Linked DNA regions of Homo sapiens: region 1 is linked to region 2. The links are chromatin contacts, found by Hi-C or POLR2A ChIA-PET in ENCODE. All regions are on one chromosome and are shown on one strand. Each heading gives the region's core, a stretch centred on a gene start or an enhancer-like site at or near the end of the contact. The rest is flanking DNA. Distances are from core to core; before and after follow the strand shown. Region 1 holds the start of LRRC63 (leucine rich repeat containing 63). Region 2 overlaps LCP1 (lymphocyte cytosolic protein 1).

Region 1 (7,679 bases), core at 3,387-5,886, 85 kb after region 2:
GTGGAGATTGCAATTGTCAGAAATGTAGCAGAACTGTCAACAGCATACTAAACTATGTGACACTGAAATGTGAGTTACACTTCTAGTTGTCTAGTTCTGGTATAAGAAATACAAATTCTTTACCAACACTCAACCCACAGAATACAATGGACTCTTACATGTCCCGCCCTTACTCCCATACACAACTTTTAGCCTCATGTACTTACGAATAAAACATATACTCAATAGGGCAGTAGGCATAAGCAGAATGCTAGGTTTGAAAAGGAAATCATATCTACTGTTTAAGGTCATATGTTGACATTAGAATGAAGAATAAGTCATTATAAAGCATTTTTTCTCACCTGCGGTTCTAATTGCTACAGGTGTTTGCTGAGGGTTGAATAGAGAGCATGCAGTTCAGACACTTTATTGATATAGTACATGTTCCTCCTAAGTTTAGGACTAAATCCCAGCCAGTACAGGGACTCAGTAGACTCATCTACCAAAGTCCGGTGTGCACATTAGAAAAAAACCTAAGAAAGATCATGTGCATTTAACACCTTTCCCTCTAGCCATTCAAAGGAGCTTCACATTGCAGCCCTTTTTCACCTTTGTTAGGCACACCAAGTGGCCTGGAAGATGCTGAGAACAAAGAGGCTTTCTTCCTTGGGTTACCGGTTGAAATACATCATCGATTCAGCCCGGCTCAATCAATGGTGACAGCAGCTCGCAGACCCAACTCACGTGGGGGAGAGTCAAGGCCTCCTTACAACACTGTACCAGGACTCCTTCAGGCACGAGCTCTCCCACAGCTCCTGTGCCGCCCAGAGGAGTATAAAGACCTGTGACAGAATGTGGGACACTGCCTAGAGCATAGCATTTGTGCCACAGTCTGAGAACTGCAAACTAGAGTTGCCAACATTTGGAGACATTAGGAAAGTTAAATGTGAAATTTTGTGGATAAATTTTGTGGATAAATGCCCAGGATGTATAGCCCTCCAACATTTCAATTAACGTCAACTATCATCACATAAAGCAGGGGTGTGGAGACCGGAAAACTGGGCTGTTTTATTTTAATTTTCTAACAACATCTACTGCGCACTGACTCTGTGGCTGGCACAGAACTAAGCCTCTGACACAGATTATCTCTTTAACTCCTCACAAGACCCTTTGGTAAGTACCATTTTAACCCAGTTTTACAAATGAGGAAACCCTGGGGCTTAGGTTAAGTAGCTGGTCCAAGGGCACAGGGCTGACAAGTGGCAGCCAAATGTGAACCCAGCTGGGTAGAGCTGTGCTATGCTTCCTGTGCTTGAAATTTAATGCAGATGCCAGCATCCTCAATTAATATAACAATTGTGAAGCTAAAATAAAATCAACATTTAAAACAGTGCCTTCCCCATACTAATGTACATTGCTCATGCTAAGCGCTTAATATTAAGGAAACAAATATTATTTAACTTTTTTTGGTGAAGGACACAATCATACAATATATACAAATATCTAATATTAGCTGGTTGCAGACAGTCTAAAATGATCACTGCAGCTAAAAAAAAAACCTCAAAATGTTTCTGAGAATCAAAGGAGTGTGAATAAACAACACTATTCTACCAAAGCAATAAAATAAAAAATTGTTTTAAAAAAAACCCTCAAGTAGTTATAATGCAGATAAGTGTAGTCTTTGGAAATGATTTAAAATTTCATTTCAATGTCTAAATTATAAAGCCTCAAATTAATCATTATAAGTTGTTTTAATAAAGTTTAAAGTTTAGCACCTAGTGAAGTAACTTATGCATAGTAGGTTTCCAATAAATGATTCTGGAATGAATGACTAAATTCATGAAGGCACTTTTGAAAACAGACAGACATTGTCCTTTCCTTGTGTTTGATTTTTTTTTTAATTCCATGATAAAGGTTGCATGACATTTCCTTATTAGTAATTTTTTTAAAGGAATCCCAGGATCTCCAGTTCAAACAAAGGAAATAACTATCACCTTGAAAGACAAAAAGAAATAATTGGCTGAAAATAATTAAAAACAAATGAAGTGTTTGTCTTTACAGTGAGATATGGGGATAAAAAGAGTAGCAGCTTCTTCAAAATATCTTTATTAACATTTGAGAAAATATAAAACTATTCTCTAGGCAACAGCATGAAAACACATGAAATAAGTGGGTACATTTAAGCCACTGTGACTGAAGAAGACATTTCCCCGTACATATAATTAATATAAACAGGTAAATTCAGACCAATAAAACACTTCTTTCTCAAAAGCATTTTAGTGCCCTGTGTTACTCTGGAGACTCAGTAGTTGAACAAATATGTGCTCAAAAATAACTATTCATTCTTTAACAGTACTTAAAAAAATTAATATGAACATAAAAACACAAATTACTCCATTATTTCCATAAGGTAAAATATTAGGTTAAAACTACAATGGCCAAACTGTTTAGCAAACCTCTGTCCTATTTTAAAGGGAAATAAATAAATAAGAGATAGGTCTATGGAAAATAATGAAGTTGTCTAGCAACACTTTTCACATCACTTCCACCATTTCAACAGAACCAACAGCAAATCTAAGGTTCCCCAAGCGTTTCCCACTTATTAGGGAAATCGATAGCATTACCTGCGGGGTGCCTGCGGTTGCTTCTGCATAAGGCTTTTATCTCATTTTAGCAACATTTAAAAAATGCAGGATGTCTATAACCTTGGCACTCATCATTACGCTGGCATCTTTAGTACAATTTGCTAATAGAGTGAAAGCACTGTGGTTCAGTTTGGGAAGCTTCTTCATAAGGTTCTGCCAAACTGCAAAGGGGACGGAACAAATAAATAGGCTGACCGTACATACATCAGAAAAAGCAGACCCTTAAAATCCAAAAGGGAGTTATTCATTATTTCAAAAACACGTTATTTTACAAAAGAAGAAAGAAAATTGAGGGGATAATATTTTCAAAAATATAAGAACTATAAAATAATCTAAATTGAATTTTGTTTGTCCTGTCTAAACTCATCCTATACTGATATATCATTTCCATAGACAAAGCGAGTCAGATGTGTTAGAATAACATATATACATATAAAATATACCAAGCCATGGATTTAATTTTCATAATAACTATCTCATTTGCCTAAATGTTTGGTACTAAGTGGTAGAAATAGAAGACAAAATGTTCACACCTGAGATTACATATTAAACCGCCCTAGGTTTTAGTCTCATACTTGCTAGAAGAAATCTGCAAGGAATGATACCTGGATGCCTGCGGATTCCAAGTGTGACAAAGCATTTTTTGAAAAAGCATTCAGAAGCCTTGCTTTCGACTACACAAAGCTAAGCATAAATTTTAAAGGCCAAACGTCAGTCAGTAAAACTGAATTCCTGTAGTTCTCATGGTTCCAACGATCTTGAAGAGCATAGGTACCTGACTCAATTTACACTGTCATTTTTTATGCTTAAAAATATAAACCTTTTTTCACATTTACAAAATATGCACGATATATATTACTTGAGACTAATCTTAGCCACAGAGCTGCCTTTTATTTTCAGCTTTGTATTTCTGAGAAACTAATGAATCTATGGTGTAGATAACAGCAAAAGTGGAAATAAATTCATAGTCTGGGGCAGCAGTATAATTGGGACACAGTAAACTTACAAGGAAAAGAAACAGTACACTACTACTGTAAAGGAAAACAAGTTGCATAATATTTTCCAGAGTCTGATTACTTTTTTGTTAAAACTTTTCTACTTTTTTCATTGATTGTTTTAAAACATGTTTGCTACTAAGGAGAAAAAGGAAGACATGGTTATGGTGTGAATCTTGAAAGATCCCCAAAGCTAGAAAGATTTATACAGAAGTCTCTCATTTTCCAACTTCTGTTATAAAGTTCCTGCGCTAGTACTTAGAAAAAACCAAACCTGGAAGGAAGCTCTACCTAGTTTACTTTCTGAGTTCGGATTTCCGCATCTATCAGATGAGCTCTTTCTAGTGCTCTTTCCCCCTCAAATCTCCAGAGAAACACGCACATTTTTGCAAACACACACGATGTATCTATGACTGCACACACAGGTTCATCAACACCATGACAGAGGCGACACGTCACAATATGATAACCAGAACAGAGGACGATGACAGTGAGAAATGGGTTTCTTTTATGGCCCGCTTGGATCCCTAATGCCCTTATTTCTACACAATCCAGCCTCAGCCAGGAACTTTAAAGGATCAGAAAGAGAAAACAGGTTGCATGAAAGGAAGAGAAAGAAAACCGAATGCCCGCTTTTCGAGAGCACTGCAAAATTAGCCCCGGGACCCGGCTGCACAAAAGTGCAGCCTTAAAGAATGCCAGCCCATATTCTAGACACCCAAGTAAAGCATCCTGTAATCGAGAGAAAATAATAAATAATAGTGGTCATTGCCATTAAGCATAAAAATAGTAATAACAATTGTCACCACGGCGTTCCGTACAGCAGCTGCGCGTGGAGCCGGCTTCTCCTCCGGCCCCCACGGCCCGCAGCTTCCCCTGCAGCCCCACAGTGCGTCGGAGGAAGGCGAGGGCTCCGCGCGCGCTGCACCGTGGGCTGGGCCTGCCCCTCCCGGCGCCCGCCTCGCCTCGCCTGTCCCGCGCCCGCCTCGCCTGTCCCGCCCCCGCGCCTGCGCGTCAAGTGGCTGGGCTGGCTTAGCGGACCCCGGTTGCTAGGGTGTGTCTCCTTGGCCTCCTAGAGGGTGGGGATCCGTGGTGCTTCTTCGGGAACAGCCTCCTGCAGGAAGACCCTCGCTGGACCTTTACCTCGCTGCCTAGATTCCGAGGAAAAGGAGATAGGAGACGAAAAGCCAGTTGGTTTGGAAAGCGGCCGATTATCCTAAAGGGTAGTGTGGGAGTCCAGCACTTCCATGCCCCTCTTTGGGTACTACGGAAGGGAGATTTCCAGCATCGTGTGGAACATATGACCAGGGAGTACACCTTGAGCGCTTGTGTGCAGTTATCTTTTGGCGGTAAACGGCCCATTTGTGCAGTTTCAGGGTGTTCCCTTCTAGGCTATCAATGGAATAATGCCGTGCCAGGCACTTTTGATGTTGCCCTGCAAACTAAAAGCACATTTTGGGGGTGCATCTTCTCGCATTATTTCTAAACAGTATGAGTTGGGATCCAGCAGCCCTGGGAAATCTCATTATAGTGAAACCCATCTTATTTTAGGATTGAATTGTTTTGGCCCAAGCATAGTGGTTGAAAAACAAGCCATTATAGAAAGAAAACAATTTGTTTGTGAATGGTTAGATATGGTGGGTCTTCAGAGGCTTATCTAATGAAGGCATCTTCTACACATTTCTGACCAAATTCTCTTTCTACATTTATAGCGATAACATTTTGGAGAGAGAGAAAAAAAATGTCATTTCGACTATTCTGAAAAATCAGTATTTACTAGTTGAAATAGCATTGGCAAATTGAACTTTGTACTAACATGGAAAATTGTAGAATGATCCTGGGTAGTAATAATACACATATTTTTAAAATTCTATGTTTACTTATAACCCTACATTTTAACTGGATTCTTTCTATTAATAGAAGTTTTAAAGAATTATTTTCTTACCCTCTTTTTTTTTCATAAAGGAATTCTGCCTGGATTCAGTAGAGTATTGGTACAGAATGATTTTCTTTAAGATGTAATCTAAATTCTTATTATTTTTCAACAATTCAAACATATTCAAAACCTTTTCAATTCTCATTTAAACCAAGGATTATGAAAAACAGCACTTATTATTCATTAAAATGCAAAAGCCCCCACTGCTTCTTCGAAGACCCTTACCTCCAAAATTCACTAAGCTGTCTTTACATGAGAAAAAAACCCATACAGGTATGTGTATTAATCAGATATGTGTATTAACATTTATGTATCTTTCATAGAAATTCCTTGACTTGCACAGCTCAGAATCACAATAAATACACTCACTAATAACTTACAAATGTTTGTTGTCAGGTGATAACATCCAATTCAATTCCACAGATGCATTTACTGATACTTATTGGTGGACTTAGTAGATTCAAGTTTATCTCATCGATAAAATTTACTTGTAACCCCAGAATTGGTACTCAAAGGGCTTTCTCAGTCATGCGTGGATATGTGCAGAGCACTGAAAATGAGTCACCCAACACACATGCCTCCAGCTGAGGTGGAACAAGGCTACCTCTACCTTCTTGTTTCAGCTCTCATATTGTAAACGGGTACTGTTTTCCCTGTCTGTTTAGCTCTATGTTTCTTGAATGTTTGTGCTTTTAGTTAGTGATTTCACTGTGGGCCCCAAGCATAGTGTTGAAGTACTGTCTAGTGTTCCTGAGCACAAGAAGGCTGTGATGGGCCTTACAGAGAACAAGATATGTGTTAGATAAGTTTCCTTCAGGTGTGAGTAGTGTTGTTGGCCCTAAGTTCAATGTTAACAAATCAACTGTTTATATTTATTAAAGTGTCTTTAAATAGAAACAAATATAAAACAAAATTAGTGTTGATCAGTTGATGAAAATGTTGAAACCAGAGGTTTGCAGGAACCTAGCCCCATATTTCTTCCAGGAGAAATGGTTCAGTAATGAGTAATTCATTGTTTGTAGAACAGAACTACTGCAAATAACAAGGACCGAATATATTTAGTGAGCAAAAACAGACCTTACCTGTTCCCTTCATTAGTTACCCACTGGGATACTGATTGTAATCAATCAATCATATAAGTAAATGCAAAATTACCCTGTGATAAGTGCTATGAAGTAAAGATGAGCCACTTTTATAACTATAACTTTATCTAATGCTTAATCCTCTATTTCTGTTGTATGGTTTCTATTCCCTCCTTATTATAAGCAATACAATTAGCATATTTTCTCATTTTCCCCTTCTCAGTTTCCTCTTCCATCTGATTTTAGTTGATTGCAGTTTTAGTGTCAACATTTATACTGTTCAAATATACCTAGTCTATAACTTGATTTATAATGTTAAATTATCATCTTTTGACCTATGGCTATTAACAGTAGGTAACTCAACTTACCTGTAATACTGCCACAATTTCCTCTCCTACTTTCTCTCCCAACTTTTGTTACATGATTTTTACATCATCATTTCTACATTTCTATAATGTTCTGCATTTACAATCTGTTCTGTAATAATACAGTATGCAGATTTACAGCTCAAGGTTACCAGTTATCTTGTAGTTTCTCCATTCATCTTTTGTTTAAAGTTTATCTTCTAGTACAGAATTTCACAACCTTGGCACTATTGACATTTTAGGTTGGATGGTTCCTTTTTTTTGGTGGGGAAAGCAGAGCTCTCTTGCTCCAAAGGCTCTTGACAGAGGGCTTTGCACATAGTAGGTGATCAAAATTTGTTTTTTTATTTCTTCTAAAAAAAAAAAAAGCAGGATACATGCACAGAACGTGCAGGTTTGTTACATAGGTATACATATGCCATGGTGATTTGCTGCACCTATTGACCCATCCTCTAAGTTTTCTCCCCTCACCCTCCACCCACTAACAGGCCCTGGTGTGTGTTGTTCCCCAATCTGTGTTCATGTGTTCTCAGTATTCAACTCCCACTTACAAGTGAGAACACACAGTGTTTGGTTTTCTTTTCCTGTGTTAGTTTGCTGAGGATGATGTCTTTCAGCTTCATCCATGTCCCTGCAAAGGACATAATCTCATTCCTTTTTATGGCTGCATAGTATTC
Region 2 (7,029 bases), core at 3,918-6,417:
GTGATTCCTAAGCTTTTTGCAAGTACCGCTGCTTCTTATGATATGGCCGTTCTTGCTTCCCATCAGTTATCCTTGTCTTTCAGTTCCTCAAAGATATCAAGTTTCATTCATCCTCAGGACCACTGCATATGATAGTCGCTCTACTTGGAAGACATTTTCCTCTTTCTCCTTGTTATTAGGCATTTGGCAGACTTAACAATGAGGCTATTGTAACCCCAGAAAGTCATTGCAAAGTGCCTGCTTAGGGGGTTAAGAGTAGACACTGCAGGGCCTTGGAATAGTAATGGTTTACTATTTAATGAGTTCCCTGTCACTGGAAGTCATAGAGAGATTGCTCCAGGCATGGTGGGAGAAAAGCCAGTTTGACAGGCGGTGGAGGGATAAGAGGGAAGACTTGAGTGACGTGGCACAAACTGGGTCAGATCTATTAAAGAGGCAGCCCTGGGCAGCTGGCAAGAGATCATGTCAAGAGACACAATGCAGGTGCCAGCAGGACCAGAAGATCAGCTTCTTAGAGCGAGTGCCACCTGGAAGGGGGAAACCAAGGGAAGGGGCACAGCAAAGGGCAAAGCTGGGTGGTGGAGGAAGTACCCAAACAGAGGGAAGAGCCACTCTGGCCACATCAAGTGAATACTGATGATCGGGAAACATTCATGGGAAGTTATTTCACTCTCTCGAGTCCAGTGTAAGTGAGAAAGTGTAATTTAATTTAAAAGAGCCTAATTTAGCCTTCCATCAACTGTAGATCTTTTAACGAGACCTTTATTCTTCTAGGACAGCATTTCTCAAACTTTAATGTGCGTAGGAATCTTATTAAAATGCAGATTCTGATTCAGTACGTCTGGGGTAAGGGCTGAGATTCAGCACTTCTAACCGGCTCCTAGATGCCCCCGGTCTGAGCACTACACTTAGAGCAAGCAGGTTTGAACATTGCGACTTATAACAGTGGACCCATGGTGTAGACAAGTCCAGAAATGACTGCTGAATCAACAGTTTTTATGTTAGCTTCCGTATACCTTCAGAATTCAGTGTTTGTGTGCATTCTAATTCTCTAAATGATGTATATTAGATTTCCATTAACGAAAATATATGTTTAAGTGGAACTCTCCAATTCCAACTTGCCAAATAAAATAAAAAATTCCTGTCATTTTACTGACCTGTCTCTGAGTTGTTAATGGTGACATGCTGGGCAATGACTAGGTTACCTGTTTTTGTCCCTGGCCTGATGTGGGTTATTAAATATATGTAGATGTTAGGCATGAGAAAACATTTACGCAGTTTTCTTTTTGTCACTCATTCACAGGCTCAGTTGGTAAACTGTCTTTCAGAAATAGGGAGAAAGCATACTGAGTAAGAGCCCTCTTTGACAGCTTAAAATTTAATTACAGGAATTTTATTAGGAAACTGTCAAAGTGACTAGATTGCATAAGAGGATCGGTCAATGCCTCTAACTTGTTCTGAGCATCAGCTCTGCTTTCTGGATCATGAAATTGGCAGGAACGTACTGGGCAAAACAATGCCAAGTTCACGAAGATAGCACTGCTGGCGTTTACTGCAAGCCCATCTGCACACTGGGTGGAACAAAGAACAGAGGTCAGTGACGACAGGCATAGTAAATGTAAGGAAGGTGGGCCCAGGGCTCATCCCAAGGACTGAGAGCACATGGAAATGTCCCGTGCCTTAAGCCTCAGTCTGAAATAGGCTGATCTAAGGCAGGCTAAGAGTTTACCCGGTCTTTACAATGGAGATCACAACTGTGCTCCCAGGGACAGACTAGGGCTGTGTGTGTGTGTGTGTGTGTGTGTGTGTGTGTGTGTGTGTGTGTGTGAATGTGAGTCTAGGTGAACAAAATCACTAAGTTGACTGATACTTTAAAAGGTCATATAATCCAATGCATTGCATCAGACCAACCCAGATGTCATAATTTCCAGACAGGAATCCATTCTATTCTAAATACTCCGCAGGTAGGTCTATTTCACAACTTATCTCACAATTACTTCTTTCTGTTCAGCATTTCCTACATTCAGGAAACATTTGTTTATAACTAATATAAATCAATTTTTTAAAACTTACGAAACTCTTACTAAAAATCTAGAAATGTCCCTGGTTCTGTAGGGAACAACAGCAAGAGTAAGGCCCAGTTCCTGCCCACTTCTCATTCATCACAACTGAATTCTTCCAAAAACTTTTGTTGATCCTATATTCAGAATTAATTTTTTCCCTGAGGTCCCATGATATTTAATTTAGAAATTTGTTATCGCATTGATCACATTCTGCTTTTTATTATGGTTTATGTGTGCATGCGTGCTGGTTAACACGCTTCTTTAGACATAAAACAGAGAAGTTTGGATTGGCTAAAGCATCTGTCCCAGCTTAGGGTTTTTAATAAAATAACTTGAGGAAACTTAAGAGGATCCATGTCTGACTACCCAATGTGCTATATTTTTGCTAGAGAAGGAACTTGATAAGTACCTGTTGAATTAAAATTAACATTCTGTGCTCAAGAAGTGGGTATAATATTATCCATTGTGGCCTTATTTTCGGGGCAGAAGATTAAAACAACTTAAATATCTATTTAGAGACCACTGGTTAAATGGAGTTTGGTATGCCTATATAGTAGAAGACCATGTACCTGTTGGAAAGATTGAAGTAGGTCTGTATGCACCAATATGAAACAGCATCCGAGACACGGTATTAAGTAAAAAAAAAAATGGAATAAAGAGTGATGTTTATGGTATGCTGATATTTGTTATAAAAAGGATGTGTGGGTGTGATATGTGCACAGAATATTTCTAGGATACAAAAGAAATTGTTAACAGTGGTTGCTGATTAGGAGGGGAATTTCAGTGCAGTCTAGTACAAATAGAAAGAAACAATATCTATAGCCTCTTGATATGTTGGGAACAGAGTGACCTCCTAAGTATAGAAGGTGCAGCAGTGTTTAGGCCAGGAAGGAGCTACCTCCAAGAAGAAGTTGCTGGTAAAGCCCGGACACACAGCTTAGGCACAAAAGCCCAGCTTCCCATCTGCTGTGTGGGTGGGTGGCTCCTCTGCAGGTCAAAGCGTGATCATGCCAAATCGACGGCCAGCTTCTCTGTCACAGCAGCCTAACTGAGGAAGTTGGCTGCAGCAGAACTCCTCTGCATCCCCGCAGTGCACCCCCACTTCTTCCCAAGTAAGGCCCCGCCAAGCTGGAGAGGAGATCTCGGGCGCTGCTCACCCCAAAGATTCCTCCTCGAATCAGTCTGGACATTGTTTTGCACCAATCCCCAAGTCTGACTTTGGTTTATGATCGGGTTTGTTGGGGCTCAGAAAAAAATGAAACCCCAAAGTGTGGCACTTTGGTGTGCAGAGTACTTTGAACTAAAGGAGACTGGAAAGCCTCCAAGGAAACCTCAGAAACAAGGTCTCCCTCTCCGATCTTCTCCTGCCCTCCTGTCTCCTCCTCTTCTTTCTCCCCTGAAGCAACTCGCAGAAAGCAGAATTCCTCTTTCTCAAGGAGGGTCATAGAAACTAGAACCCCTTTCCCCCAAAGCAAGCCATAAAACCCTAGAAAAATTACTCTAACCTTCCCCTGCCTTTCTGTGTAGACAGTGACGGTAAAGAAATTCTCTGACCTACCTTGCCTGATAGTAGGTAATAAGACCCTCATTCCAGGGGGGTCCTGCCCTGATCCCTGGAGGAAAAAATGCTACAGACTGCAGCCAAGAAGAATCGGAACACACAGGCCTTGCTGGGCTTCCCCTTCCATTTATTAGCCTTAGATCACAGCCTTTTGCCCAATCACATTTCTGCCTGGCCGTTCATTCTGCATTAAATCTAAGCATAAAAATGAACAGTTTTCCTTGGATCTTTGGGTTTTCATTTCTAAAAGCTCCCATGTCATGTAAAACTTTGATGAAAGAAATATGTTACCCTTTTCTCTTGTTACCCATCTTTTGTCATAGTATTGGCCGTGACTCTTATGATAGGTGAGGAAAGGTATCACACCTCTTCACTCCTACAAGTTCAGTGTATTTCTGAGTTTGGCTCTCAGCTTTAATTTTATTCCCTGCTTTGCCTAACGGAAATTTATTCTTCAGTTTTTAGCTAAACTATTTCTCCTCAGACTGTTTCCTGTCATAAACTCATGTCTCACCCTGCCCTTCTTTTTATCACTCGTCACATCTGTTATTTTAATTGTTTAACTTCCGTCTTTCCTAAGACAGGCATCAGCTGAGCACAGTGCCTGTTTAGTTCATAGGCACATTCCTAAAACCTTGCACTGTGCCTTGCACATACTAGGCACTCGAACGTGTTGGAGGAATGAATGAATGAACGATTTATAGCACACTGTCAGCAAACTTTCAAAATGAAACATCCAGAGACACCTAATATAGGGAACATTTTATTTGGAAAGATTTTGAGCATCATTCTCTTTTCATTTTTTATTAAGGCAGTAACATTCTTTCTTCCTGGAGGCGGAGGGGGGAAATCATCTGAGGCTACAGTAAGTTCAATCTGAAGTCAAAACCAACCAATTTGTATTCAGAAGCAGCAAAAATACTGGTTATGGGCTGGGAGGAGCCACATGTTGGCTTTCTGAGTCCACTGCCAAGGAACAGATCCAGAGCAATGCATTTCAATTGCTTTGAAAAATGGCTAAGTTCCATTACATACCACCACTAAAGAAGATACCTCATTGATGGAGCTTTTCACCATGATAGAGGGCGTCTTGCATTGGTTCACAATGGCCTGTTGCTTTTTAGCCTTCAGTTGGTTTAGGGGGAAATTGCTCAACCTATGAGACCTGCTCAAATTCATACTGTTCTGGTTTTGCTTTGGAATTCTTTGTCCAGTAAATTAGCTCTTCATAACGCAGTTCCACCATTTCTTATCCAGCATAGATTCATTCTGCCCTTGACAGCTGGCTAGGTGTGTGTGTATGTGAGTAGGGGTGCTATTGATTGGCACATATTGTCCCCCCTGGAGTTTAGGGGTGGCAGAAAGCTTTTATAGTACCAAAAAAGTAAACATTGATAATATGGCCTGACAACAATCAGATATGCTAAGCTCTAGAAGCAAAAGCAAGGTAGGATTGCCTCCAAATGTTGACAGGTATTAGCCATACCACAGTAACTAGATCTAATGTGAGGGCTAAATGCCTGGAGAGGCAGAACCCTAAAGGATGCTTAGTTATAGCTCCATGCTGCCGCCGAGTGGCTTGATGCTCCATTACACCCTCCTTGGATCCAACCTTCCATTAAGGCTGAAGGCTCTAGAGGGCAGAGTATTCAAGATGTTAGATCTGGTCCAAGCCCAAATTCTAGAGTTAAAAGCAGAGGGGTTCTTAGTGGCTGAAAAAAAACAAAACCTGATGACATTTGGGACTCCAGTTTTGAGGAAAGGCTCTGATGATGAGGCTTACTTCTGCAGGCTACCAGAGACTCCTGAGACTTCAACAGCTTGACTGATTTATCACACACTCCAAGTGGCCCAGAGACAAGGACGGCCAGAAGAGATGGGCCCCCCCGGAAGGCATGGTTCCAAAAGTGTGAGGAGCAAAGTCAAGGGAGGCAGGGTAGGAAGAGGGGACAGAAAGAGGGGCTTGCAACAGATCAAATGCTGACCTCCAGGAACAGGGTTTAGGGCAGGTGTGATGTTTCCCCTCCTGGCCCTCATCTTGAACAAAGAAAAGGGAAGCCACATGAAGCTGGTTTGAAAGATTATATCAAAATTAATACCACTGCAGCTTCTATCCTTGGCTAATGGCAAAAGCGAGAAGGGTACCTGGAAAATAACTTCTTTCTTTTCCTCTAGATTTTCGAAGAAGCAAATAAATCAAGAATAGAAACCTATATATAGGAGGTTGGGCCTCCTGCAAAGAATGAAGCACTTTTTGTTAAATACAGGAGAGGCTACTTGGCTGCACTAATATGTGCTTTTTGGAATCTTATAGAGTGTCACCAAGTTGAACTTTGGAATGGCTTGAATCATCCCTGGAGCATCTGTGCCGGGCAGTCAGGAGTGAGTGCACCGCCTCCCACCCAGCCCCATTGGGCCTCACACCCTCTTCATTCCTTTCCCCATGAGGCAGGCAAACACGGTCATGACCATTTTGGGGTTCACTTCAACCAGGTCTTCTGGCAGGGCATACACTCTTGCTCCAATTTTTCGGGCCATAGAGATGGCATATCTAAAAGGGAGAAAAGAGGAAAAATAAGGAGAGCCTGAGAAACACAACACGAATGGGACCCTGGAGGGTCACAGTCACAGTCGTTCCATAGTCAGGACAGAACTCACTCCTGCAGTGGCTGGAGTCAGTCACCAGCATCCTCACACTTTTGTGGACAAATTTTGGCTCAACCAAAGATTCTGACAAAGCATCAGACTTGCTGGCTAGTCTCGTGATCATTATCAAGTGTATTATTTGTCCTTGGAGACCTCTTCAGCTCCTGCCTTTTTTTTAAGTTAAGTTTTTTTTTTTTTTTTTGTAGAGACAGGGGTCTCACTATGTTGCCCAGGCTGGGCTTGAACTCCTGGCCTCAAGAGAAGCTCTTGCCTCAGCCTCCCAAAGCACTGGGATTACAGGTGTGAGCCACTACAGCACGTGCTGCCACTTTTGATACTCACACCAGGAGTATTCTCTTGGGCTACATAGCAGCATAGCAGAAAGAGTCACAGAACTGAATAAACATGTGTGCTAGGAAAAGTTTGCAGACTACATTTCAACTACAGTAACATTTTGACAAGGAACAAAAGAGGAAAAATGTATAATATCCTGACCTTGGCCAGGCGCGGTGGCTCACGCCTGTAATCCCAACACTTCGGGTGGCCGAGGCGGGTGGATCACAAGGTCAGGAGATCGAGACCATCCTGGCCAACATGGTGAAACCCCATCTCTACTAAAAATACAAAAAATTAGCCAGGCGTGGTGGCGTGCGCCTGTAGTCCCAGCTACTCAGGAGGCTGAGGCAGGAGAATCGCTTGAACCCGGGAGGCGGAGGCTGCAGTGAGCCAAGATCGTGCCACTGTAGTCCAGCCTGGGCA

Evidence for each region. A loop is a pair of places that touch in the nucleus more often than their neighbours do. ChIA-PET counts read pairs that join two places held with the same protein, here RNA polymerase II (POLR2A). Pooled maps may share reads with other maps.
Region 1: a pooled map shows a loop between it and region 2 (2.7-fold over the local background). The contact joins the promoter of LRRC63 here to the enhancer-like site in region 2. A Hi-C loop is called at or near these places in 6 of 50 pooled maps. POLR2A ChIA-PET finds 5 or more read pairs at or near these places in 4 of 52 experiments (activated CD8-positive, alpha-beta memory T cell, activated T-cell and activated naive CD4-positive, alpha-beta T cell).

The regions. Positions count from the first base shown.
Region 1 is chr13:46,207,292-46,214,970 of GRCh38, forward strand. It overlaps LRRC63 (leucine rich repeat containing 63), which reads left to right and starts at 4,637. Exons shown (of 10, transcript NM_001282460.2): 1 at 4,637-4,968; 2 at 5,711-5,828. The coding sequence starts at 5,744. It overlaps LOC107984578 (a long non-coding RNA gene), which reads right to left and starts at 4,561. Exons shown (of 4, transcript XR_001749863.3): 1 at 2,604-4,561. RefSeq lists a silencer at 4,393-4,722.
Region 2 is chr13:46,121,549-46,128,577 of GRCh38, forward strand. It overlaps LCP1 (lymphocyte cytosolic protein 1), which reads right to left. Exons shown (of 16, transcript NM_002298.5): 16 at 4,375-6,175. The coding sequence ends at 6,043. Among named protein-coding and RNA genes, the nearest start is that of CPB2, 20 kb to the left of the region's middle. RefSeq lists enhancers at 2,823-2,892, 3,903-4,012. Within about 2 kb of position 5,168, at least 7 of the 41 ENCODE cell types and tissues checked have a DNase peak (open chromatin) inside an H3K27ac peak, as active enhancers do.